Linked DNA regions of Homo sapiens: region 1 is linked to region 2. Evidence: read pairs that join two places in POLR2A ChIA-PET (ENCODE). Cell type or tissue: Panc1. All regions are shown on one strand. Links, peaks and the distances in the headings refer to the core of each region. The heading gives the core; the rest is flanking DNA.

Evidence for each region. ChIA-PET counts read pairs that join two places held together with the same protein. Peaks named below come from ENCODE experiments on the same cell type or tissue, not always from the same donor. Only the 100,000 strongest peaks of a DNase experiment are listed, where the experiment ranks them.
Region 1: POLR2A ChIA-PET joins it to region 2 with 10 read pairs; 6 of 35 experiments call an interaction of 5 or more read pairs at or near these places.

The regions. Positions count from the first base shown.
Region 1 is chrX:23,736,626-23,745,373 of GRCh38, forward strand. It overlaps ACOT9 (acyl-CoA thioesterase 9), which reads right to left and starts at 6,651. Exons shown (of 16, transcript NM_001037171.2): 1 at 6,500-6,651. The coding sequence starts at 6,519. RefSeq lists an enhancer at 6,181-6,230 and a silencer at 6,501-6,820. In Panc1, for the core only: no CTCF peak of the experiment used is centred there; a DNase peak (open chromatin) is centred at 6,816; H3K4me3 peaks cover 2,496 bases; H3K27ac peaks cover 1,132 bases.
Region 2 is chrX:23,793,960-23,810,672 of GRCh38, forward strand. No RefSeq gene overlaps it. Among named protein-coding and RNA genes, the nearest start is that of SAT1, 19 kb to the left of the region's middle. RefSeq lists enhancers at 12,512-13,510, 13,118-14,317. In Panc1, for the core only: no CTCF peak of the experiment used is centred there; no DNase peak of the experiment used is centred there; H3K27ac peaks cover 2,999 bases.

The sequences.
Region 1 (8,748 bases), core at 749-8,748, 61 kb before region 2:
CTGGGCAACATGGCAAAACCCCATCTCTACAAAAAATACAAAAATTAGCCGGGCGTGGTGGCATGCACCTGTGGTCCCAGCTACTCAAGAGGCTCAGATGGGAGGATCACTTGAACCCAGGAGGTCGAGGCTGCAGTGAGCCAAGATTGTACCACTGCACTCCAGCCTAGGCAACAGAGTGAGACCCTGCTTCAAAAAAATAAAAAATAAAAGCTGTCTACCTAAATGTGCCTAACCTACTCTCCCAAAATAAGTTGATTTTGGTTCATTATTGCTTAAGCATTGACTCCTAATCACACAATATTATGTCAGGGGTAGCACACAGGCAATATCACAGATTAATAAACTGATCTGTGAGAGCACAGTTGAAGAAGGCAAGGCACTGAATAGGTTAAGAACCCCGCAGGCCAGGCGTGGTGGCTCATGCCTGTAATCCCAGCACTTTGAGAAGCCAAGGCAGGTGGATCACTTGAGGTCAGGAGTTCGAGACCAGCCTGGCCAACATGGTGAAACACTGTCTGTACTAAAAATCCAAAAATTAGCCGGGTGTGGTGGCAGGCACCTGTAATCCCAGCTACTTGTGAGGCTGAGGCAGGAGAATCGCTTGAACCCAGGAGATGGAGGTTGCAGTGAGCCGAGAACACACCACTATACTCCAGCCTGGGCAACAGAGCAAGACTCTGTCTCAAAACAAAAACAAAAATAAAACAAACAAACAAAAAAAACCCAGAACCCCAGATACTGTCACTCATTCCAGTTCAATTTACTAGTAAATTCTCACCACCTAATGTGGGAATAAGCAATGACTAACAACAAAAAAAAGAGATATTTTTAGTTTTCTTTACAGACCAAGCTACTATAGGTTTCTCTTCTGAATGACAGCATTCAGAGAAAGCCTCTCAGTATTTACAGTATTCTGTAAAATCTACATGCAGTTTTGACACTGTGCTGTTAGAACAAATCCTTATCCTTTCACCAAGTCAAATCATCTAATTGCACAGAACACAGAAATATGAGCACATACTCATTGGCTAATTGAACTTCTTAGTCACCAGTCATCTTATTTGGTTGCAATACAATCCCTGCTGGTCCACTAAGACCAAAATTCTTGCTGGAGGGTTTGGGGTTTTGGATCTGTTTATTCTTCAATCACACAGCTAACAAGCCTCTCTCTTAAATATTTTAGCTTCACTTTTTCACGATAAATATTCAATTCCTGTACTTTCGTATACAGATTAATATTTGTCTTTTTTTTTTTTTTTAGACAGAGTCTCGCTCTGTCGCCCAGGCTGGAGTGCAGTGGTGCGATCTCGGCTCACTGCAAGCTCTGCCTCCCGGGTTCACGCCATTCTCCTGCCTCAACCTCCCGAGTAGCTGGGACTACAGGCGCCGCCACCGCGCCCGGCTAATTTTTTGTATTTTTAGTAGAGACGGGGTTTCATCATGTTAGCCAGGATGGTCTCAAACTCCTGACCCTGTGATCTGCCCACCTTGGCCTCCCAAAGTGCTGGGATTACAGGCATGAGCCACCGCACCTGGCCGTCTTTTTGTTTTTGACCATCTAATCTGCATTTTCTCAGAACGTGATTTGAATTTTCCATTTTTTTCATTATTTTGTTTTATGTATCTTCTATAGGTTCATATGCCTTACTGAAGGAAACAGAGTAAGTATTCCTTCATTCTTCCATCTCAGAAACAAGCAGCCAGGCATGGTGGCTCATGCCTGTAATCCTAACACTTTGGGAGGCTGAGGTGGGTAGATCACCTGAGGTCAGGAGTCCGAGACCAGCCTGGCCAACATGGTGAAACCCTATCTCTATTAAAAACATAAAAATTAACCAGGCATGGTGGCGCACACCTGTAGTCCCAGCTACTCTGGAGGCTGAGGCAGAATCACTTGAACCCAGGAGGCAGAGGTTGCAGTGAGCTGAAATGGCCCCATTGCATTCCAGCCTGAGCAACAGAGCAAGACTCCATCTCAAAAAAGAAACTAGCATTCTACAACTGAATATATCTGGTTTTAAAGAACACACTGGAAAAAGCTAATCCTTTCTATTGCTACCATTAGCTGAAAGAGCAAAAAAATCATGACCCCCAACACATTAATAGGAACTATAATAGACACGTTAAATGTATCCAACATAAGAAATGGGATCTGATTCTGAATGGCTAAATACCCTGAATACGCATCACTAACAGGAGCTATATAACCAGTCTCACATACCTGAATAAATACACATATACACAGAAATTGTTTTGTTACACTAAGAAGCAGCATTTTCTGAAGAGGGATGAAAATCATTCCATCCTGTTTGTGTGAGAGGCAATACAGTATAGGGGTTAACCCAAAGGCTGGGCGCAGTGGCTCATGCCTGTAATGCCAACACTTTGGGAGGCCGAGGCAGGCGTATCACTTGAGGTTAGGAGTTTGAGACCAGCCTGGCCAATATGGTGAAACCCCGTCTCTACTAAAAATATGAAAATTAGCTGGGCATGCTGGCGGGCACCTGCAGTCCCAGCTACTCGGGAGTCTGAGGCAGGAGTATTGCTTCAACCCAGGAGGCGGAAGCTGCGGTGAGCCGAGATCGTGCCACTGCACAGCGAGACTCTGTCTCAAAAAAAAAAGAGCCCAATCATGCTGCTTGTTAGCTGAGTTACCTTAGACAAGTTACCTAACCTCCCTGATCCTCAGTTTCCTCATCTGTAAAATGGGGATAATAATACTACCTATCCCATAGGATTGTCAAAAGGATAAAGGAATTAACACATATTAAACCCTGAAGGGCACGTCTAGAAGAGCATGTCTAATATACTGACAAGTCCTCAAAAATCTCTAGCTATCATTATTCCAGAAAGTCATGCTTCTCCAAAGTCTCCCCTAAAGATCAAAAAGAACCAGGCTGGGCACAATGGCTCACGCCTGTAATCCCAGCACTTTGAGAGGCCAACGCGGGAGGATCACTTGAGACCAGTGTGGGCAACATAGGGAGATCCCGTTTCTACAAAAAAATTTTAAAATATTAGTCAGGCGTAGTGGTGCACACTTGTGGTCACAGCTACTCAGGAGGCTGAGGTGGGAGGATCACTTGAGCCCCGGGGAGGTCGAGGCTGCAGTGAGCCATGATCGCACCACTGCACTCCAGCCTGGGTAAAAGAGCAAGACTCTGTCTCCAAAAAAAAAGGAAAGATAGCCTAAGCCAGGCACTATCACGGACCACTGCCAAACATAGAATCAAATGAGGAGAGAAAAGAAGGGAGTTAATGAATACAGAGAAACACTTGGGCCAATTTATTTGGAAAATTGTAGTCCTAGAGCCCCATTGCTTTGCATGCTGCCTTAAAAAATTTGGAAATACATTCCTGTGGCACAACAAAGGCATAATTGGAACACTTTTTAAAAAAATGTTGCTTATACCAATAGCATATTGGTAATAATAAATCTATATCATACTGTCAACATAGCATTCAAGAGTATTCGGGTAATGGTAACTTTTTTTTTTTTTGAGACAGTCTCACTGTCACCCAGGCTGGAGTGCAGTGGCAACATCTTGGCTCACTGCAACCTCCACCTCCCGAGTTCAAGCGATTCTCCAGCCTCAGCCTCCCGAGCAGCTGGGATTACAGCTGTGCACCACCATGCCCAGCTAGTTTTTGTGTTTTTAGTACAGACAGGGCTTCACCATGTTGACCAGGCTGGTTTTGAACTCCTGACCTCAAGTGATCTGCCCGCCTCAGTATCCCAAAGTGCTGGGATTATAGGCGTGAGCCACCGCGCCTGGCATGTAATGGTAACTTTTCACTACATTTGGTATCCTATTTACTGATAATCTGATGGAAACTGTGGACCTCGAGCGGGCGTGGGAAGGGTTGGAATACATTTTTGCTCACACACACAATGGTATATACTATTTCAGGAGGTGCACAGACCCTTTTTGTACCCTCAGATCCCCCTATATTTGAAGATTCTGATTCAAACCAACCTCCTTAAGAAACTGAGGCCCCAGTTTCAGACGACTTTCCCCCAGTGCCAGTCAACAGGCACACCAGCAGAGTCCAGATAGAGCCCAGTTCTTCCGATCTCCCCCAATACATACACACACACACACACACACACACACACACACACACACACACACACCGCACTGAGGTGGAGGAGGTGGGAGAATGGTTTTAATCAATACTCAACACTTCAGTACCTCAGGGTTACTGGCTTATCTCCTGATAAGCCCTCAGGAGTCTTACTTATAGCAAAACCTCTAGGCCTTTACTGTGGAGAGGCCTTTGCAACACTCAAATCCCAGGACCTTGTAACTGAACCTTTCCAATCAAAGGAGATCAAGAAACTCAAGGCGGGGGGAGTGGGGAGGGACAGCATTAGGAGATATACCTAATGCTAAATGACGAGTTAATGGGTGCAGCACACCAGCATGGCACATGTATACATATGTAACTAACCTGCACATTGTGCACATGTACCCTAAACTTAAAGTATAATAATAATAATAATAAAAAGATGATTATTACAAAAAGACAAAAGATAACAAGTGTTGGTGAGGATGTAGAGAAAAGGGAACCCTCGTACACTATTGGTGAAAATGTAAACTGGTACAGCCATTTTGAAAAATAATGAGGCAGTTCCTCCAAAAATTAAAAATATAACTACCATATGATCCAGCAATTTCTCTTCTGGACATATATCCCAAAGAAATAAAAAAAGTATTTCAAAGAGAAAAAAAAAAAAGAAAACTCAAGGCCTCCATGGCCTACCTGGGGAGTCACATAACTCACCCTGGCTCAGCCCTGGGTCCCAAGCTTACAGCAGTTGGCAAGGAAGAGTGTTCAGTGCAATAACAGGCAATACCACTCATATGCCCTCCACTCTGAGGAAATAACCTCTATTTAGAGACTAAACAAAGGTGCCTCTTGCAAGTCTAAAAAAGAAAAGAAGCTACAAAGGTTGCCCACCAGTCAAAGAACCTAATCATCTCAGTCTATATTCATTTGTGAACTCCTCCTCTCACTAGACACTAAGAGATTATCCGCTTAAGGTTCAATAGTTTTTTGTTTGAGACAGAATCTCACTGTGTTGCCCAGGCTGGAGTGCAGGGGCGCGATCTCAGCTCACTGCAACCTCTGCCTTCCGGTTCAGGCGATTCTCCTGCCTCAGCCTCCAAAAGTAGCTGTGACTACAGACATGCACCACCACTCCCGGCTAATTTTTGTATTTTTAATAGAGACGGGGTTTCACCATGTTGGCCAGGCTGGTCTCGAACTCCTGGCCTCAAGTGATCCATCCACCTCAGCATCCCAAAACGCTGGGACTGCAGTCGTGCACCACCACACCCGGCCTCAATAGAATTTTCAAGAAAGGAACACAGGGTTATAAGAGAAAGCACCTGAACAAGACCATGGAGCTTTTGTAGAAGACCTTTCACATTGCAAGCTAAAGTCAACTGTGGCCCCTCTCATAATGACTTTCAGTCTGCCTTCAAATAGTTTAACAAAGGTTTTTTGTTTGTTTTTAAGTACTATAAACAAGACAGAACCCTTACAACTGATAACAAAGTCCCCAGGAACAGTGAGTGAGTGAGAGAGAGAGAGAGAGAGAGAGGGAGAGAGAGAGAGAGAGAGATATCCAGGACCCCCAAGAGAATTGATGGGGTTAATGTGAGTCAAAAGCACTATGAGTCACATCAGGGGGACAGGCCCACTGGCAGCGAGATAACTTCAGAAACTGGAGCAGGTGTGAGCCCCCTGGGATGCAGCCAGGCAGAAAACTTGGAAAGGGTGGCATGCTCGGGTGAAAGGGATTAGGGAGAGCTAGACACGCTCTGGAGTCTAAGGCCCTCAGGCCTTAACTGTGCCAGCTGGGAAGATTACATATACAAAAAGGCATCCTCCCTTACCCACGTGGCCCAATCAAAGCACCCAGCCTCTTATAAGGGCTTTGCGGCTCATTAAAGTTAAGTTCAAATTGGCACCAGGGTCCTAGACGCACAGTCCTAGGGTCCTGGGAGCCAAAAGGTACCCTGTAATCTCTGCCAATGTTACAACAAACTTAAGTAAGAGCCGAAGTAGGTCAAGCATTTAATCCTAAAAATGTTCTCCAAAGGAAGATGAAGGGCTAGAGGTAACATAGAACTCCAAATATTATCTTTCTGACAAGGGGCTACCCCGACGCGGCTACCAACCACACCCCGGATGAGCAAGGCCAAAGGAATTTTAGGGAACACCCAACTTCCTCCCTTAAAAGTGCTGCTTTGCTTTTAATATCAAACTCAGTGCTAGAAGTCGCCAAAGTGGGGGCGAGGTTCTCCCAACCAAAGGCCGGCGGGCTTATGTCCGGTCGGAGGTACAGTGGGCGAGCGCCCCTTATCATAGAGCCCAAATGCCCATGCGTGGCCCACTTCTTCCGCCGGGGCCAGCCCGAAGCTCTAGGGGAAGACGATGGCACCCCAGGCTACCGCCCTGCCAGCCCCTTCCACGCCCCGCCACCTACCGCAGTGCTGCCCGCCTCATTGCGCTAGGCTGCCGTGCGCGCGATGGAGAACCGGGCCCCGCGCGCTAGTCGGCGGAGGGAAACTGAGGCGATAAAAGACGCACGAGTACCAGACCGCGCCCTTGCTGAGGACAGCCCGGGAGCCGGACAGCGGTGTCCGGGGGCGGGACCGCGGCGTCCAGGGGGCGTGGCCGCGCTGTGCCGGGCGGACCCTACCCGTTCATTGGCGGGAGGCTGGAGTCCGCCTCTGCGGAGCTTCCCACTCAATCAGTTGTGCGGGTCGTGTTGCTACAGCGAGGACCGGCCTATTCTCGGTTGAGTAAACGAACCACGCAGCAACGCCAGGGCGTGACGTCGAGAAGAGGCCCGGCTCTGCCTAGTGGAGCTTGTCTCCTTTATCCTTGATCCCCGCGCCTTGGCTCCGTCTGTTCTTCCCCTTGGCTGCACATTGGAATCTCCTGGGCAACTTTCCAAAATACTGATACTTGGCCGGGCGCGGTGGCTCACGCCTGTAATTCCAGCACTTTGGAAGGCCTAGGCGGGCAGATCACCTGAGGTCAGGAGTTCAAGACCAGCCTGGCCAACATGGCGAAACCCTGTCTCTACTAAAAATTCAAAAATTAGCCAGGCGTGGTGGCAGACGCCTGTAATCCCAGCTACTCGGGGGACAGGCACGAGTATCGCTTGAACCTGGGAGGCGGAGGTTGCGGTGAGCCGAGATCGCACCACTACACTTCAGCTTGGGCGACAGAAGGAGACAATGTCTCAAAAAAAAAACAACAAAAAACTGATGCTTGAGACCCACTGGCTGGAGATTCTAGTTTAGTCCTGGGTGCGGTCTGGGCTTCGGGATGATGTCTAAAGATGCCCCCAGGTGATGCTAATGTAACCAAAGGCTAAAAACCACTGACCTAACAGGAAAAAATTGTTCCTCTCCTCTTCTCGGCCTGACCCCCAATGTTTGATATCTTGGGCGAGCTAGAGAGATTCAAGGCCAGAGAGTTTAAGATTATTTCACCCTACGATCTAATTCTCCATTTCTTTCAACGAATTATTATTGAGCTGTTTGCATTGTGCCAGGCACTATTGCAGAGGTTGGGGTTGCAAAAAGAAAAAAGGACAAAAATCCCCGCCCTTAAGGGGCTTGCCTCTTGATAAGGAAGGAAAACAAATCAACAAACAAGTTAGCAAATAACATGATCTCAAATATGGTAAAGCGGTTTAAAGGGGAAATAAGGTAACGAGTGGGGATCTTTTGAGAATATAAGCAAGTCTTGCTTTGCCTCTAAATACGGCAATTTCCTAAAAGGCAAGGGCCATATGCTTTTTCGCAATACCCCATACTTAGTAAAAATGTATTGATTTGAATTAAGCTAGCTTTCTGTTTTGAATCACTTCATGAGTTACACATGGAGCATGGTCTTCGGCTTTCTCTTTCTACTGAATTTTCCCTGCTTTTATCAATCTCACATCTGGAAGACTCCCCTTTTAGCCTACAAGGATCTCTCCTTCATTTTTGTTCACATTGTCTTTTCATTTTTGTCACATTGTTCACATTGTTCACAAGTCACTTTTCAGTGATTGTCTTGTTGGTTTTGGGTCAGCCATATTTCTTTATACTCTACCACACCTAACACAGAGGGCAATAAATATTGTATTGAATTATGCTATTTTTGTTCTTCTTTTTACTTGAACTTTTCTTTGAAGCAATAGGAGGCTCAGGGAGAAAAAATAAGTACAAGAGAGAATTTTTTGTAAATGGTATAATAGGTAGGTACAGTTTATAGTTTTTCCCGCAATCAAGTCGCCTTCCGTCAATTTCCAAATTATAAAGACACATTCTCATCAATATAATAAACACCATCGATTTTGGCTGGAACAGCTGAAACCAGGGACTTAATGCCATGCAGATGCCTTCTCTCTATTGCTTATCTTTGCTTTCCTTTGCATACTGGCTTCATTCTTTTTTCTCTCTATGTAATGACATTCTCCATATGGCAATAGAAGCTCCTGAACTTTACATCTTACAACCACAGCCACACACATACAGACTGACTGAAATTTCTACGGCCCAAATACAAAAAAGTTCTGAGAAGAGATTCATTGGTCCAATTTGGATCAGGTACACACTCCTGGACTAGCCAACTGTGGCATCAGGGTAAGGAACCCTTGCCCTGACTTACCAGGAACCCCCTCACCCAGACTCATGGCCAGGTACTGGGTCACAATCTACTAACATGGTTATTTCT
Region 2 (16,713 bases), core at 4,235-12,234:
GCCAGGATGGTCTCGATCTCCTGACCTCGTGATGTGCCCGCCTCAGCCTCCCAAAGTGCTGGGATTTTTTTTTTTTTTTTTTTTTTTGAGACAGAGTCTCACTCTGTCACCCAGGATGGAGTGCAATGGCGTGATCTCGGCTCACTGTAACCTCTGCCTCCTGGGTTCAAGCGATTCTCCTGTCTCAGCCTCCTGAGTAGCTGGGATTACAGACATGTGCCACCATGCCTAACTACTTTTTTTGTATTTTTAGTAAAGACAGGGTTTCGCCATGTTGGCCAGACTGGTCTCAAACTCCTGACCTCAGGTGATCCACCCACCTCGGCCTCCCAAAGTGCTGGGATTACAGGCGTGAGCCACTGTGCCTGGCAGATATACATTATTAATATATTCTATGTGACATATTTATAGTAACACTACACTGAGCATCTACTATGTGCCAGACATTGTGGTTTTATTTCATGAATGCCCATAACAATATTGTAGGGTATTCCAGTGGTATGCTAGTAAGTCAGCTGGAGGTGGGGTATCCTTGATTTGTAGAACTGGCTGATTTCCATGGTGTGAATACATCCGCTAAGGGTGTACCAAAGGTTTTAGCAACTGGCTGACAAAATTCCTGAATATTTAACAATAGGTTCTCCCAAGCCAGAAGGAGCAGGTTGCAGCACACCACTGGATCAGGCCCATCTTATTTTATTGCATTTTATTTTATTGAGACAGGGTCTTGTTCTCTCACCCAGGCTGCAATGCAGTGGTGTGATCGCAGCTCACTGCAGCCTCAACCTCCCAGGCTCAATTAATCTTCTCACCTTAGTCTCCTGAGTAGCTGAAACCACAAGTGCATGCCACCAAACTCCTGGCTAATTTTTGTATTTTTTTGGCAGAGACGGGTCTTGCCATGTTGCCCAGGCTGGTCTTAAACTCCTGGGCTCAAGTGATCCACTGGCCTCGGCCTCCCAAAGTGCTGGGATTAAGGGCGTGAGCCACCATGCCCAGCACAAATCAATTTATTTTATGTCATACAACCAGGAGGCAACAGGATTGAGATCTGAACTGGGTAGCCGGGTTGCACATATACCTCACGAACTACAACTCATGGTCTAGTCTCACTAACCATTCATGGTAGTGTTTCCTCATTAAACACTGGTGGTGCTTTAGGGCTAAGACTGTTTCTTTGAAACCTGGAAAAGGTCTTGCCTGTGCTTAGATTCGGTGTCGAGGAACAGGGAGAATGCAGTCTTCCTGTCCACTGTTCCCTGTCTCAACACGTCTCTGCCAGCTCTGCAAGAAAATTCGACACTTCCACAAAAGACCAGTGAAGGAAGCCAACATGTTTCACCCCAAAACATACTTCTTTGACGTATTTCAAGATGGCTATTCAGAAGGGCTGGAAATACGAGAATAGCTGCAAAGCTGCCTTTTGTGGAGCTTTGTATGTGTAGAGAAAATCCGCATTGATGCAGCCCTGCTTTCTCGGAGGCCCTCCCTTGTCCGGATCTAGGAAAGATTGACTGAGAGTCTGACGCCTTTGGAGGCCTTTGGAGGCCTGAAAAAGGGCTACCACTTGTGAGGTTTGATCTACATAACAAGACCCACTTTGCTAGCCAGGCCTCCTCTTCTCCCCCTAAACAGGTTAGAAGAGGACTTCTCCTCCAACCTGTTTTGCCAGGATCCAAGCCCCATTCTTTTATTTTTATTTATTAATTTTATTTTGAGACGGAGTCTAGCTCTGTCGCCAGGCTGGAGTGCAGTGGCGTGATCTCGGCTCACTGCAGCCTCCACCTCCCAGGTTCAAGCGATTCTCCTGCCTCAGTCTCCCGAGTAGCTGGGATTACAGGTGCCCGCCACCACACCCAGCTACCAAGCCCCATTCTTTCTGTAACCTCAAGATGGTATATAAACCTCTGTACCCCCTGGAGGATGGGTTGCAGTAATCACTCTGTGATTTCCCTCCGTGAACATTGATAAATTTGTATGCCATTTCTTCTACTAATCTGCCTTTTGTCAGTTGATATTCCAGTGAACCGTCAGAAGGCGAAGGGAAAGATTTCCCTTGGCCTCCACAGCAGATTTGAGGCAAGGCAAGTGTTTGAGACGGAGTTTCGCTCTTGTTGCCCAGGCTGGAGTGCAATGGCGCAATCTCGGCTCATGGCAACCTCCGCCTCCCGGGTTCAAGCCATTCTCCTGCCTCAGCCTCCGGAGTAGCTGGGATTACAGGCATGCACCACCTCGCCCGGCTAATTTTGTATTTTTAGTAGAGATGGGGTTTCTCCATGTTGGTCAGGCTGGTCTCGAACTCCTGGCCTCAAGTGACCCAACCTGCCTTGGCCTCCCAAAATGCTGGGATTACAGGCATGAGCCACCATGCCTGGCCAAATTACGTTTGAGTTCTGTTGCTAGAAACAAAAATGTGCTCTCCTGAATTTTCCACACAGGCCTCCAAGGAGTTAAAAGACAAAAATCATTTTCCAGTTTCTCTGGCTTCAAGCCTGATTCCCAGACGGGATCCAACACTAATCGCCATCCAAATGCCTGTCAGCAAGATAGTCATGATGTACTCTGGCATATAGTACTGAGGCAGTCTTGGGCAATGTTGTTATAGAATTATGTTATAATTATACTCGGCCTTGTTTCCTGCACATCTCACAGATGCTTATCCACCAACGGAGTGTTAGCTGACAATCATTCCAAACAAGCCCAGACAAAAGGAATAATAGCGGTAACCTGAGGAACTTCGGAAGAAATACACAGCTAAGGTCTGAGAATGTTTGGCCAGTTCAATAGCCTCTTACGGGCAAGTCCAATGTCAGGCGGCATTTCTACCTTCTCCTGTTCTGCCTTTGACCTCTTCACGCTCTCTTGTCCTGTCCAGAACACTGTCACTTAAACTCCTCTGTTTTTTTTTTCTTTTTTTTTGAGACAGGGTCTTGTTCTGTCGCCCAGGCTAGAGTGCAGTGGCACAATCACAGGTTACTGCAGCCTTGAGCTCCCAGGCTCAAGTGATCCTCCCACCTCAGCCTCTGGAGTAGCTGGGATTACAGGCACATGCTACCACACCTGACTAATTTTTGTAAAGATGAAGTCTAAGTCTCACCATGTTGGCCAGGATGGTCTCAAACTCCTGGCCTCAAGTGATCCACCTGCCTCAGCCTCCCAAGGTGCTGGGATTACAGGCATGAGCCACTGTGCCTGGCCAAAAACATGTAACACTGGGGGAAATTCTTTCAATCCTCCATTCGCCCTGACCCCCCCACTCCAATACCACCCCACTTTCCAAAAGGGCTCAAAGGCTTAAGGAGCTGAATGTCGGGGTACTGTTTGTTAGAACTGCGAAGGAGGGGCCTGTCTATCCACCGTCCTCTTGGTCCTCCCCTGAGATGGGAGAAAAAGGCTTGTGTTATGCTCAGGGGCACCATGGTCTCCGCCAGACCGGATGGAATTCTGGGGAAACGTTCCCACAGAAATCCAGGGAAGTGGAGAGGAGAAAGCTCCTGAGGGAAGAATCTAGGTGGTGCTGCGTGTGTGTGGTTTACATGCCAGTCTGTATTTTAAGAGGTTTCCAAGCCGATTTTAATTAACCTCCAGTTGAAACTTGCTAAACAAGTTTTGCAGCCCAGGTTATTGTGTTAGTATTTTTCCGGGTATATTGTCCTAGGTTTGAATTTCATGATGTTTATTATTCTTTCTAACTACAACTCAGTGGGGAAAAGCCCAAGGTACCTTTTAAGACCTAAGTATTTCCTGGTAATGACTTGTAGGAAAGAATGACATTTCCATAACATTTGGACCAAGAGAAGAAGTGAGAATTTAAAGTTGACATTTGCAAGTGATAAAAGCCAAAACCAAAAGTATTCTTTTAAAGAATATGCCTTTCTTCTAATGAAATATACACAAGTCTTGATTCAGATGATAACTTTTCTAGAATTACCTTTGAAAACAAACCCTTAGGTTTCTTATGCTCCAACCCCTAGGGGACAGATTCAGAACAGCTTGTTTCTTTCAAGTCTACTCAATCAAGGCCTGCCTTCTAGAGACTTTTCTTTTTTTTTTTTTTTTTTGAGATGGCATTTCGCTCTTGTTGCCCAGGCTGGAGTGCAGTGGCGCAATCTCAGCGCACCGCAACCTCCGCCTCCTGGGTTCAAGCGATTCTCCTGCCTCAGCCTCCCAAGTAGCTGGGATTACAGGCATGCGCCACCACACCTGGCTAATTTTCTATTTTTAGTAAAGACGGGGTTTCTCCATGTTGGCCAGGCTGGTCTCGAACTCCCGACCTGAGGTGATCCACGCCCCCACCCCTCGGCCTCCCAAAGTGCTGGGATTACAGGCATGAGCCACCGCGCCCAGTCTCTAAAGACTATTTTTAATGGGCACCATATGATCTCTCTGGAACTGAGAAGAGCGGACTTTGGGGAAATTAGAAAAGATGTAGAAGGATGCTGCTCCAAGGGCCTTCAGAATAATCACTTGACATCATCTCTGATAAGTTACTCTCTAGGTCATTTATATAAGCCTCTGCCCCAAGCATATAGGAGAGAGACATCTAGTTTAGGGCCATCAAACTGGGAAACATTTGTTGCTTGAGGTATACAAGAGGATTCCAAGGTACTGAGTTTTAAGGAACTTGGGTTCCAAACCTCAACTTCTATATATACTCTTTCCAGAAATGGTCTACCTGAAAATGCTCCTGAGGTTAAGAGGTCACACTTGGGCTGGGCGCAGTGGCTTATACCTGTAATCCCAGCACTTGGGGAGGCCAAGGCGGGAGGATCCCTTGAACCCAGGAGTTTGAGACCAGCCTGGGCAATAGAGTGAGAGCTTGTCTCTAAAAAAGAAAAAAAATTAAAATAATAATAATAGGAGGTCACACTTGGCTCCTCTTGCCTCTCTCCTCTTTCATAAATGCCCTTCCTGGCAAGATGGGGTGGTTCACAGCTGCACTCTTTTTATTTATTTATTTTTGAGACAGAGTCCCGCTCTGTTGCCCAGCCTGGAGTGCAGTGGTGCAATCTCGACTCACTACAACCTTCACTTCCCAGGTTCAAGTGATTCTCCTACCTCAGCCTCCTGAGTAGCTGGGATTACAGGTGCTTGCCACCACCACCTGCTGATTTTTGTATTTTTGGTAGAGATGAGGTTTCACCATGTTGGCCAGGCTGGTCTCGAACTCCTGACCTCAGGTGATCCACCTGCCTTGGCCTCCCAAACTGCTGGGATTATAGGGGTGAGCCACCGTGCCTGGCCTCGGCTGTACTCTTAACACTTTGGGAGGAGGAGGTGGGTGGATTGCTTGAGCCCAGGAGTTTGAGACCAGCCTGGGCAACACAGTGAAACCCCTGTCCCTAAAATAAATAAATGAATGCCCTTCTCCCACCTTACTAAAGAAAGGTGTACCCCTAACCTACCCTGAATCTTAGCAGAGGGTGCTACCCCCAAGGTGTAAAAACCTCTGGGCACCAAACCAAAGAATAATTCAGGAATGTACAGCTCTCAAGGGAAGAGTTCCCAGAGAGTTGAGACCCCTTCTCAGATTACTTAGGTAGGAGCATGTACTGGGGTTTTATTTCAAGTTTCACAAAGAAAGAAGCTCCTCAGCAAGTCAGTTTGAAGACTGCTTTCTTGGTAGAGATAAAAGTGATACAATGAACTATGGGTTACAGAGTCTCAGCAGCCAGGCAGCTGGGGGGAAACCATAACTTTCCAGAAAAAGATTACTCAAACATTACATCAGGATTGCTGATTACGTCCCGGAACAGACTGTAAACTACCTCAGCCCTAAAAGTTCTCTTCCAGATTAAGTTTGGGACAATTTGCTTTCTCAAGACCTGAAAAAAGAGAGCTTTGGTTAAAAAAAAAAAAAAGAAGAAAGAAAAAGAAAAGAAAAAAAAATGGCAGCTGTTTAATCCAGATGACAAATTGCTTTTTTTTTTTTTTTTGAGACAGGGTCTCACTCTGTCACTCAGGCTGGAGTGCAGTGGCGAGATCATGGCTCACTGCAGCCTCAACCTTCCAGGCTCAAGTGATCCTCCACTTTAGTCTCCCGAGTAGCTGGCACTACAGGTGCACGCCGCCATGCCTGGCTAATATTTTTATTCTAATTTTTTTTTTTTTTGTAGAGACGGGGTTTCGCCATCTTGCTCATGGCTGGTCTTGAACCCCTGGCCTCAAGCTATCTGCCCACCTAGGCTCCCAAAGTGCTAAGATTACAGGCATGACCCACCATGTCTGGTCTGCACAATCGTTTACAAGTTAGTCTGATTTGGCTGATTGGTTTGATAGTAAGGAATGGCTTTGTCATTAAGTTATAGAACAGGCACTTTCCATTAACCGAACAAGCTAAATGAGCTGTGCCAAGATTCTGAAGCAATAAAAATAGATTTAAATTACCAGGGCGTGGTGGGGGGGGGGGCACCTGTAATCCCAGCTACTCAGGAAGCTGAGGCAGCAGAATCGCTTGAACCCAGGAGGCAGAGGTTGCAGTGAGCCGAGATCATGCCACTGCACTCCAGCCTGGGCGACAGAGCAAGACTGTCTCAAAAAAAGAAAAAAATAGATGTAAGCCATGTGCATAATGTATAGTACACCAGAAATCACATTCTTTGCACCTTTTTTTTTTTTTTTTGAGACGGAGTTTCACTCTGTCACCCAGGCTGGAGTGCAGTGGTGTGATCTCGGCTCACTGCAACCTCCGCCTCCTGGGTTCAAGCGATTCTCCCGCCTCAGCCTCCCAAATAGCTGGGATTACAGGTGCCTGCCACCACACCCAGCTAATTTTTTGTATTTTTAGTAGAGACGGGGGTTTCACCATGTTGGCCAGGCTGGTCTCGAACTCCAGACCTCAGGTGATCCTCCCGCCTCCGCCTCCCAAAGCGCTGGGATTACAGGTGTGAACCACCGTGCCCGACCCCTCAGCTCTCAGCTCAATGTCGCTTCCTGCAATGTGTCCATTCTACACAGGGAAATGGCGGAAGGCAGCAGGTAAAAAAAATCACAGCCTTTCCTCATACTGCTTGGCCTTTTTTTGTTTTTTAAATTCTGAAGAAAGCCATCTCCAAGCACTTCCACCTACATTTCATTGGCTGCAATGTGTCACCTGGCAACCCTTAGCTGTAAGGGAGTCTGGGAATTCTAGTATTTTGCTTTCCAGTTTCTCTAGTAGAAAAGTGTGTTTCTCTAGTAAAAAGTGTTTCTCATGTGTGTAAAGTGAGCAAAGTGATAAAGCATATATTCTAAAAAGTAATTTGGGGCTGGGTGCAGCGGCTCTTCCCTGTAATCCTAGCACTTTGGGAGGTCAAGGTGAGAGGGCTGCTTGAGGCCAGGAATTTGAGACTAGTCTGGGCAACATAGTAAGACTCTGTCTCTACAAAAAATTAAGAAAATAGCTGGGCATGGTGGCACATGCCTGTAGTCCTAGCTACTTGGGAGGCTGAGGCAGGAAGATTCCTTGCACCCAGGAGTTTGAGGCTACTATTGTTGCCCCACTGCACTCCAACCTGGGTGACAGAGCAAGACCCTGTCTTTAAAAAAACTAAATAAATAAATGAAAATAAAAATAAAAAGTAGGCCAGGTGCAGCAGCGCATGCCTGTAATCCCAGCACTTTGGGTGGCCAAGGTGGGAGGATCGCTTGAGCCCAGGAGTTCGAGACCAGCTTTGGCAACATGGCAAGACCCCGTCTCAATTTAAAATTTTAAAAACCAATAAAACTAAAAAGTAATTTGGAAGACTGTGAGGTAAACCAAATAATCAACTAACAAAGTAGTTACTTAAAAAAACAAAACAAGCTGGGCGTGGTGGCTCATGCCTCTAATCCCAGCACTTTGGGAGGCTGAGGCAGGCGGATCACGAGGTCAAGAGTTCGAGACCAGCCTGGCCAATATGGTGAAGCCTCGTCTCTACTAAAAATACAAAAATTAGCTGGGCATGGTGGCGCACACGTGTAGTCCCAGCTACTCGGGAGGCTGAGGCAGAAGAATCGCTTGAACCCGAGAGGTGGAGGTTGCAGTGAGCCGAGATCGTGCCACTGTGCTCCAGCCTGGGCGACAGAGCGAGACACCATCTCAAAAATAAAAATAAAAATAAATAAAATTAAAAAACAAAACAAGGCTAGGCTCAGTGGCTCACGCCAGTAATCCCAGCACTTTGGGTGGTCAAAGCAGGAGGATTGCTTGAGGCCAGGAGTTCAAGACCAGCCTGCACAACACAGTGGGACCCTGTCTCTACAAAAATAAATAAATAAATAAATATAAATATAAATATAAATAAAAACAAGCCCTCCAAAAACCTTTGACAGTGTGTAAAGCTATGCAATTTTCTAATCGTGTTAAAGTAAAAGCAGTTCACAAACAATTCAGACTATACAGAAATAAAAAGTAGTATATATGGCCTAACATTACTTTGTTCTTAAAATTTTCCAGTGACTTTTCTTCCCACTTCCAACTCCAACTGCCCTATTCCAGAATGTCAAATGATTGTGACTTGCAGGTTTTCTAATCAGCACGTAAGTCGGAAATTCTAAAAATACATTTTAAATTGTGGATCACACCATTACATGACTGTCTATAGAGCCATTTAATTTTGAAGGCAAGTTAATTTTAAAAATAGTTACACACAAATGTTCAGTTGATTACGCTTAAGACAGTTTTATTCTGGTGATTCAGCATGATTTTTTTCAACAAATTAGGTACTTTGTCTGCTTTGTGGAACATTGGCAGTTTCATTTCCTGTTAAGGAAGCTATCATCAGAACTCAGATAAACCTTTGCCTTTACTATTTGAGTACTGAAAATAAACAAAGAATATAAAACTCACATATAGGCTGGGTGCGGTGGCTCACACGTGTAATCCCAGCACTTTGGGAGGCCAAGGCAGGCGGATCACTTGAGGCCAGGAGTTTGAGACCAGTCCGGCCAACATGGTAAAACCCCATCTCTACTAAAAATATAAAAATTAGCCAGGCATGGTGGCACATACTTGTAATCCCACTTACTTGGGAGGCTGAGGCAGGGGAATCACTTGAGCCCAGGAGGCAGAAGTAGCAGTGAGCCAAAATCATGCCACTGCACTCCAGCCTGGGTGACAGAGCGAGAGTCCGTCTCAAAAAATAAAATAAAATAAAAAATAAAACACACGTATATACTTGGGGACAGAAACATCAAATATGTTTTCTGGATGATTTAAAGGTTTAGAAGGGGATTATTTATTCTAACTGAAAAAAAAATCTTTTAATATGAATTATTTATATGGAAGACTTCTTTTTGAAGCTGTTGTGGCTGATGCTGTTGGATTCATGTCTAACTTCTTTCATTTTATAAAACAGAATCATATCATCATCACAATCTGTACACTCCCACCTATACTCTTAGGGGGCAGTCTGGGGTGGTTCCTAGGGTAACAGGCCCAATTATCCCAGTATACATTGCATACAGTACCCTAACAACTTTTAGGAAAGGTTTTCATTATTAGTGCTTTGTTTTAGAAAAAGTCCAAAACAAGCCCTAATGAAGAGTCCAAAGGATAAGGAAGATGAAGAGAAAGAGAAAGCACTGAAAAGTAGAATCACATGATTTGCAAGTAGGACAAGGAAAGCGAGCAGGAAAAAAAACAGAGTTGTCAGAACCTGTGGGGAAAATGTGCTGAACAGCAAGGGCTGAGAAATGAGCAACATATTAAACTTTTTTTTTTTTTTTTTTTTTTTGAGATGGAGTCTCACTGCTGTTGCCCAGGCTGGAGTGCAGTGCCGACATCTCAGCTTACTGCAACCTCCATCTCTTGGGTTCAAGTGAAGCTCCTGCCTCAGCCTTCTGAGTAGCTGAGATTACAGGCACCCGCCACCATGCCCGGCTAATTTTTTGTATTTTTAGTAGAGACGGTTTCACCATGTTGGCCAGGAACTCCTGACGTCAGGTGATCCACCCGCCTCGGCCTCCCAAAGTGCCCCCATTTCCTTTCATTCGTTTGGAGAACTCCTCTACTGCTTGCATGGTTACCTGGTACAATGATCAGTCATGATGCCCTGCCCCTCTCCAAGACCATCCCAAAGAGTTGGCTCAGGGCTGGGCAAACTGGGCCAAGCCAGGATTTCATGGCTAACACTATTTCGCAATAGTTCGCAAGCTGGAGGCTGTAGCCTGGGACTGTTGGCTGTCATCTTCCTTGCCTTGAGGGTGCGCCTGCTACAAAATGCAGCTGAAGGGTGGCAGAATACTCTATGCCAAAATATGCCACCATGACGTAAGGATTACTTCAAGCTAAAGGCACTTGAAAAACAGCAGATACAAGAAGGGCATTCTAATCTCCCCTTTGCTTCCTGCAAACAGGAGAGAGAAACTCCCATGTGAACATGCCCTCCCTGTACCAGGAAAAAAGTAACATTCTTCCCCGGGGAGTCACAGCTCTGAGAATCCTGTACAAACATACTTTGTGAAACTAATTCTTACCTTCCTTTAACAAACTCCCCACATAATTTAGTTACTTTTCCACAACTGCCTCTCTTTGTTCAACCTAATACAAAAGCCTGTTGGTTTTGTCACTTCTTTGGGTCTTCATTTCCTTCCCAGGGCTCCTGAGTCACATAAAACTTACATTAAATTAGTACGCTTTTCTCCTGTTAATATACTTTATGTCAATTTAATTCTCAGGCTCAGCCAGGACACTAAGAGAAGAGAGTTTTGACTCTCCTGCACATTCAAGACCTGTGGGAATCTGAGCCAAGCATTGACATAACAGCGCAGCAGCAGTTTATGATCTCTCTCTTCCTTTCCTTTCCTTTTTCCTTTCCCCTTTCCTTTTCTTTCTTTCTCTCTTTTTCTTTCTTTCTTTCCTTCTTTCTCTTTCTCTCTCTCTCTCCTTCCTTCCTTCCTTCTTTCCTTCCTTCCTCTTTCCTTTCTCCCTCCCTCCCTCCTTTCTTTTTTTTTTTGATACAGAGTTTCGCTCTTGTTGCCCAGGATGGAGTGCAGTTGGCAATCTTGGCTCACTGCAATCTTTGCCTCCTGGGTTCAAGCGATTCTCCTGCCTCAGCCTCCTGAGTAGCTGGGATTACAGGCACCCGCCACCATGCCCAGCCAATTTTCGTATTTTTAGTAGAGACAGGGTCTCACCATGTTGGCCAGGCTGGTCTTGAACTCCTGACCTCGTGTGATTCACCTGCCTTGGCCTCCCAAAGTGCTGGGATTACAGGCGTGAGCTACTGTGCTCGGCCCTTTCTTTCTTTTTTTTTGACAGGGTCTCGCTCTGTTGCCCAGGCTGGAGGGCAGTGGTGTGATATCGGCTTACTGCAACCTCGACCTCTTGGGCTCAAATGATCCTCCCACCTCAGCCTCCCAAGTAGCTGCAACTGCAGGTGCGCACCACTATGCCCGGCTAATTTTTTTTATTTTTTGTAGAGACAGGGTCTCCCTGTGTTGCCCAGGCTGGTCTTGAACTCCTGACTTCAAGTGATCTGCCCACCTAGGTCCCCCAAAGTGCTGGGACTATAGGTGTGAGCCACCAAGCCTGACCGATTTCTTTTTTCGGGAATTCCTATTCCGTTCTCAGTCCTTGAACTCCCAGCGCAAGACTCCACCCCAGGTCACAGGGCTCAGTCCCACTCAGAACTGTACCTCTTACTTATAGACTGACCCGTATTGCTTAATAGATCACATGGCGTAGCTTTCCTCCCTGCCTGAGTCCTAAACGGCTTGCCAGCATGTCATGTTATGCTTTTTTCTGCCTCCTACCTTTCACAGCACCCGCAGGCCTGGCATGTAGTAGAGTACCAGATAAGACTTGGTAAATTTGATCCTTTTTTTTTTGTCTTTTTTCTGAGACAGATTCTTGCTCTGTCGCCCAGGCTGGAGTGCAGTGGTGCAATCTCAGCTCAATGCAACCTCCACCTCCCGGGTTCAAGCAATTCTTCTGCCTCAGCCTCCTGAGTAGCTAGGATTACAGGTGTGCGCCACCACGCCTGGCTAATTTTTGTATTTTTAGTAGAGACGGGGGTTTCACCGTTTTGGCCAGGCTGGTCTTGAACTCCTGACTTCGTGATGCACCTGCCTCGGCCTCCCAAAGTGCTGGGGATTACAGGCTTGAGCCACCGTGCCCAGCCTAAATTTGATTTTTTTTTTTTTGAGACGGAGTCTCCCTCTGTCGCCCAGGCTGGAGTGCAGTGTCACGATCTCGGCTCACTGCAAGCTCCGCCTCCCGGGTTCACGCCATTTTCCTGCCTCAGCCTCCCGAGTAGCTGGGAATACAGGCGCCCGCCACCACACCCTGCTAATTTTTTGTATTTTTAGTAGAGACGGGGTTTCACCGTGTTAGCCAGATGGTCTCGATCTGCCTACCTTGGCTTCCCAAAGTGCTGGGATTACAGGCGTGAGCCACCACGCCTGGCCAATTTGATTCTTTTCTTATGACAGAAACTATAATACAGCGAGAATGTTTTTCTTTTTTTCTTTTTCTTTTTTTTTTTTCTTTTTTTGTTTTTTGAGATGGAGTCTTGCTCTGTCACCAGTCTGGAGTGCAGTGGCACGATCTCGGCTCACTGCAAGTTCCGCCTCCAGGGGTCAAGTGATTCTCCTGCCTCAGCCCCCCGAGTAGCTGGGATTACAAGCACCTGCCACCACGTTTTTAGTAGAGACGGGGTTTCACAATGTTGGCCAGGATGGTCTCCATCTCCTGACCTCGTGATCCACCCACCTCGGGCTCCCAAAGTGCTGGGATTACAGGCATGAGCCACCGCGCCTGGCTGAGAATGTTTTTCTAATACGTGATTAAATAGGCGGCTATCGAGGAACAACATTTATTGCACATAACTTACATTATCTTGTTTAATCTGTACAAGCAATTTATGAGGTAGATGTGTAAGTTTATGACCTTGGAATGTTGAACCGGTTGTAAACAGATGAAAACAAGTACCTCTGACTCCAAATTCTGTGTAAGAAAACGACTGCCCATGGCCAGGCACAGTGGCTCAAGCCTGTAATCCCAGCACTTTGGGAGGCCGAGGTGGGCGGATCACCTGAGCTCAGGAGTTCGAGACCAGCCTGGCCAACATGGCGAAACCCCGTCTCTACTGAAAATACAAACATTAGTCAAGCGTGGTGGCAGATGCCTGTAATCCCAGCTACTTGGGAGGCTGAGGCAGAAGAATTGCTTGAACCCGGGAGGGGGAGCTTGCAATGAGCCGAGATCGCGCCACTGCACTCCAGCCTGGACGGCAGAGCAAGACCGTCTCCTCCCAAAAAAAAGAAAAAGAAAAGAAAACGACTGCCCATAAAGACTCCTCTTCACCCCCTCCCACCAGCTAATAAGCAAACGTGTACCACCATATCATTATATCCAGAATCTAAGGGGTAAAGGGCATTCAAGGACAAGGCCTTACATGCTAAACAAACTGTGACAAATTCTCCACTTGAGTCTTGTCAAATAGATTTCCCTAGCAGCAAGATATGTGACTCAGTGTAGGAAAAACTAACCACTGGTGCAGAACACACATTTGCTTAGAAAGCCTTAGGCCAACCTTAATTACCCTGCCTAAGAAAGAGAGGCCTCCACAGGGGGCGGGGAGGAGGGAAAACAAGCTAGTTGTTGGACTGGAAGCTTCCAGAACCACAGCTGTAGCCCTTAACAGGATAGCTGACCTGCGCCTTTCATTTGCTTTGATTTCATGTATGAGTTTAATTCCAAAGTTGCAAATAACAGGAAATGAACCACAGTGTTAGCCAGTTAACATCAAAGGTAGAAGGAGACCGGCAGGCGGACTGTTAAAAGAATTAAAAGAGTAAACATTCCGGTGAGTCATTAGCTTTCAATACTCACTAGAACCACTAGAAGCAAAACTGCGTGGGAACCTACAAGTGGACACTCCAAGTAAGAGCCTACCTGGAGGCCGGGCACGGTGGCTCACTGCTGTAATCCCAGCACCTTGAGAAGCCGAGGCAGGCGGATCACGAGGTCAGGAGTTCAAGACCAGCCTGGCCAGGTGTGGTGGCTCGTGCCTGTAGTCCCAGCTACTCAGGAGGCTGAGGCAGGAGGATCGCTTGCACCTGGGTGGCAGAGGTTGCAGTGAGCCAAGATCGCACCACTTGCACTCCAGCCTGAGTGACAGAGCGAGACTCCATCTCAAAAAAAAAAAAAAAAAAAAAGCCTACCTGGAGTTCTTTGAAACATGCAAAGTTCTGGCCGGGCGCAGTGGCTTACGCCTGTCATCCTGTCATCCCAGCACTTTGGGAGGTCGAGTCACTGCTTGAGGCCAGGAGTTCGAGACCAGCCTGGCCAAAATGGTGAAACGTTGTCTCTACTAAAAATACAAAAATTAGCTGGGCCTGGTGGTGCATGCTTGCAATCCCAGGTACTGGGAGGCTGAGACAGGAGAATCGCTTGAACCCAGGAGGCAGGGGGTTGCAGTGAGCCGAGATCACACCACTGCACTCCAGCCTGGGTGACAGAGTGAGGCTGTGTCTCAAGAAACAAAACAAAAAAAGAGATTGGACCGTGTGCGTGTGTGTTTGTGTGTGTGTGTGTGTGTGTTTTGAGACAGAGTCTCGCTCTGTCACCAGGCTGGACTGCAGTGGCACGATCTCAGCTCACTGCAACCTCTGCCTCCCAGGTTCAAGCAAATCTCCTGCCTCAGCCTCCTGAGTAGCTGGGACTACAGGCGCCCGCCACCATGCCCAGCTAATTTTTGTATTTTTAGTAGAGACTGGGTTTCACCATGTTGGCCAGGATGGTCTCGATCTCCTGACCTCATGATCTGCCCACCTTGGCCTCCCAAAGTGCTGGGATTACAGGTGTGAGCCACCGCGCCCGGCCATGTGTGTGTATTTTAACAAACAATCAGAGTACTTTGGTGTAAAGGTATAGAACAGCAGAGCTCGATCAAGAAGTTTCCTTCTTTTTTTTTTTTTTTTTTTTTTGAGTTGGAGTCTCGCTCTGTCGCCCAGGCTGGAGTGCAATGGCGCGATCTCGGCTCACTGCAACCTCCACCTCCCGGGTTCAAGCAATTCTCCTGCCTCAGCCTCCCGAGTAGCTGGGATTACAGGCGCCCGCCACCACGCTTAGCTAATTTTTGTATTTTTAGTAGAGACGGGGTTTTGCCATATTGGCCAGGCTGGTCTCTTGGCCAGGCTGGTCTCGAACTCTTGACCTTGTTATCCGCCCGCCTCGGCCTCCCAAAGTGCTGTGATTACAGGCATGAGCCACTGTGCCCAGCTAGAAGTTTCCTTCTTAACAGCACCATCTGTCTGAACAAAAGTATACATAATATTAGCCATAAAAATATGTAATGGTGGGCATGCAGTAGCTTTGTTTTTTGTCTAGTTTTATTTCACCTAATAATTAAAGAGAGCTCCAAAGGAGAAAAAAGTAGATTTCTAACTCCTCTTTATCTCTGAGAATTCATTCTAGTAGAGGAAATGAAGTTTGATGAGACGAGACCAAAAACAGTACAAAGAAGTGAAAAATCATAGATTGAAAATGAAGCTAAATTTTGAAGAGTCTGATCTCAAAATGAAAGGCCCACTACTGGAAGGTTGCTATAATTTCATTTTGTAATTTCAATTTGATATAAATTCTGCTCCACCCATTTTTTTCTCATTGTGTGACAAAATATTGGTGTTTCCTTGACATACACTTCTTTTTCTTTTTTCTTTTTTTTAGACAGAGTCTCACTCTGTTGCCCAGGCTGGAGTGCAGTTGCATGATCTTTGCTCACTGAAACCTCAGCCTCCTGGGTTCAAGCGATTCTCCTGACTCAGCCTCCCAAGTAGCTGGGACTACAGGCACGCACCACCACGCCCGGCTAATTTTTGCATTTTTAGTAGAGACAGGGTTTCACCATGTTGGTCAGGCTGGTCTCAAACTCCTGACCTCAGGTGATCCGCATGCCTCGGCCTCCCAAAGTGCTGGGATTACAGGCATGACCCACGGTGCCTGGCCTGACGTACACTTCTTAATCAACAAACAGATTAAAACTTAGGTATCTGAGTTAAAAACCAAAAGATGAAAACGGTATAGTGGTTCCTCAAAAAATTAAAAATAGAACTACCTGCTGGGTGTGGTGGCTCACACCTGTAATTCCAACACCTTGGAAGGCCAAGGTGGGAGGATTGCTTGAGGTCAGGGATTCAAGACCAGCCTAGGCAACATAGTGGGACTCCATCTTCATAAAAAAAAAATTAAACAATTAGCCAGGTGTGGTGGTGCACAACTGTGGTCGCAGCTACTCAGGAGGCTAAGGTGGGAGGATCACTTGAGCCCAGGAGTTCAATGCTACAGTGATCCAAGATTGCATCACTGAACTCCAACCTGGGCAACAGAGTGAGACCCTGTGTCAAAATAATAAAATAGAATTACCATCTGATCCAGCAATCCCACTTCTGGGTATATAGCCAAAAGAACTGAAAGCAGGATCTCGAAGAGATATTTGCACACCTATGGTTTTCATGGCAGCATTATTCACAACAGCCAAGAGGTAGAACCAACCCAAATGTCCATTGATGGATGAATGGATAAACAAAATGTGGTATTGTCCATACAATGGAATATTATTCTGCCTTAAAAAGGAAATCCTAGCTAGGCATGGTGGCGGCTCACACCTGTAATCCCAACACTTTGGGAGGCCAAGGTAGGAGGATTGCTTTAGCCCAGGAGTTCGAGACTAGCCTGAGCAACATGGAGAGACCCCCATGTCTACAAAAAGTCAAAAAATAAAAAAGGAAATCCTGTCACATGCTAAA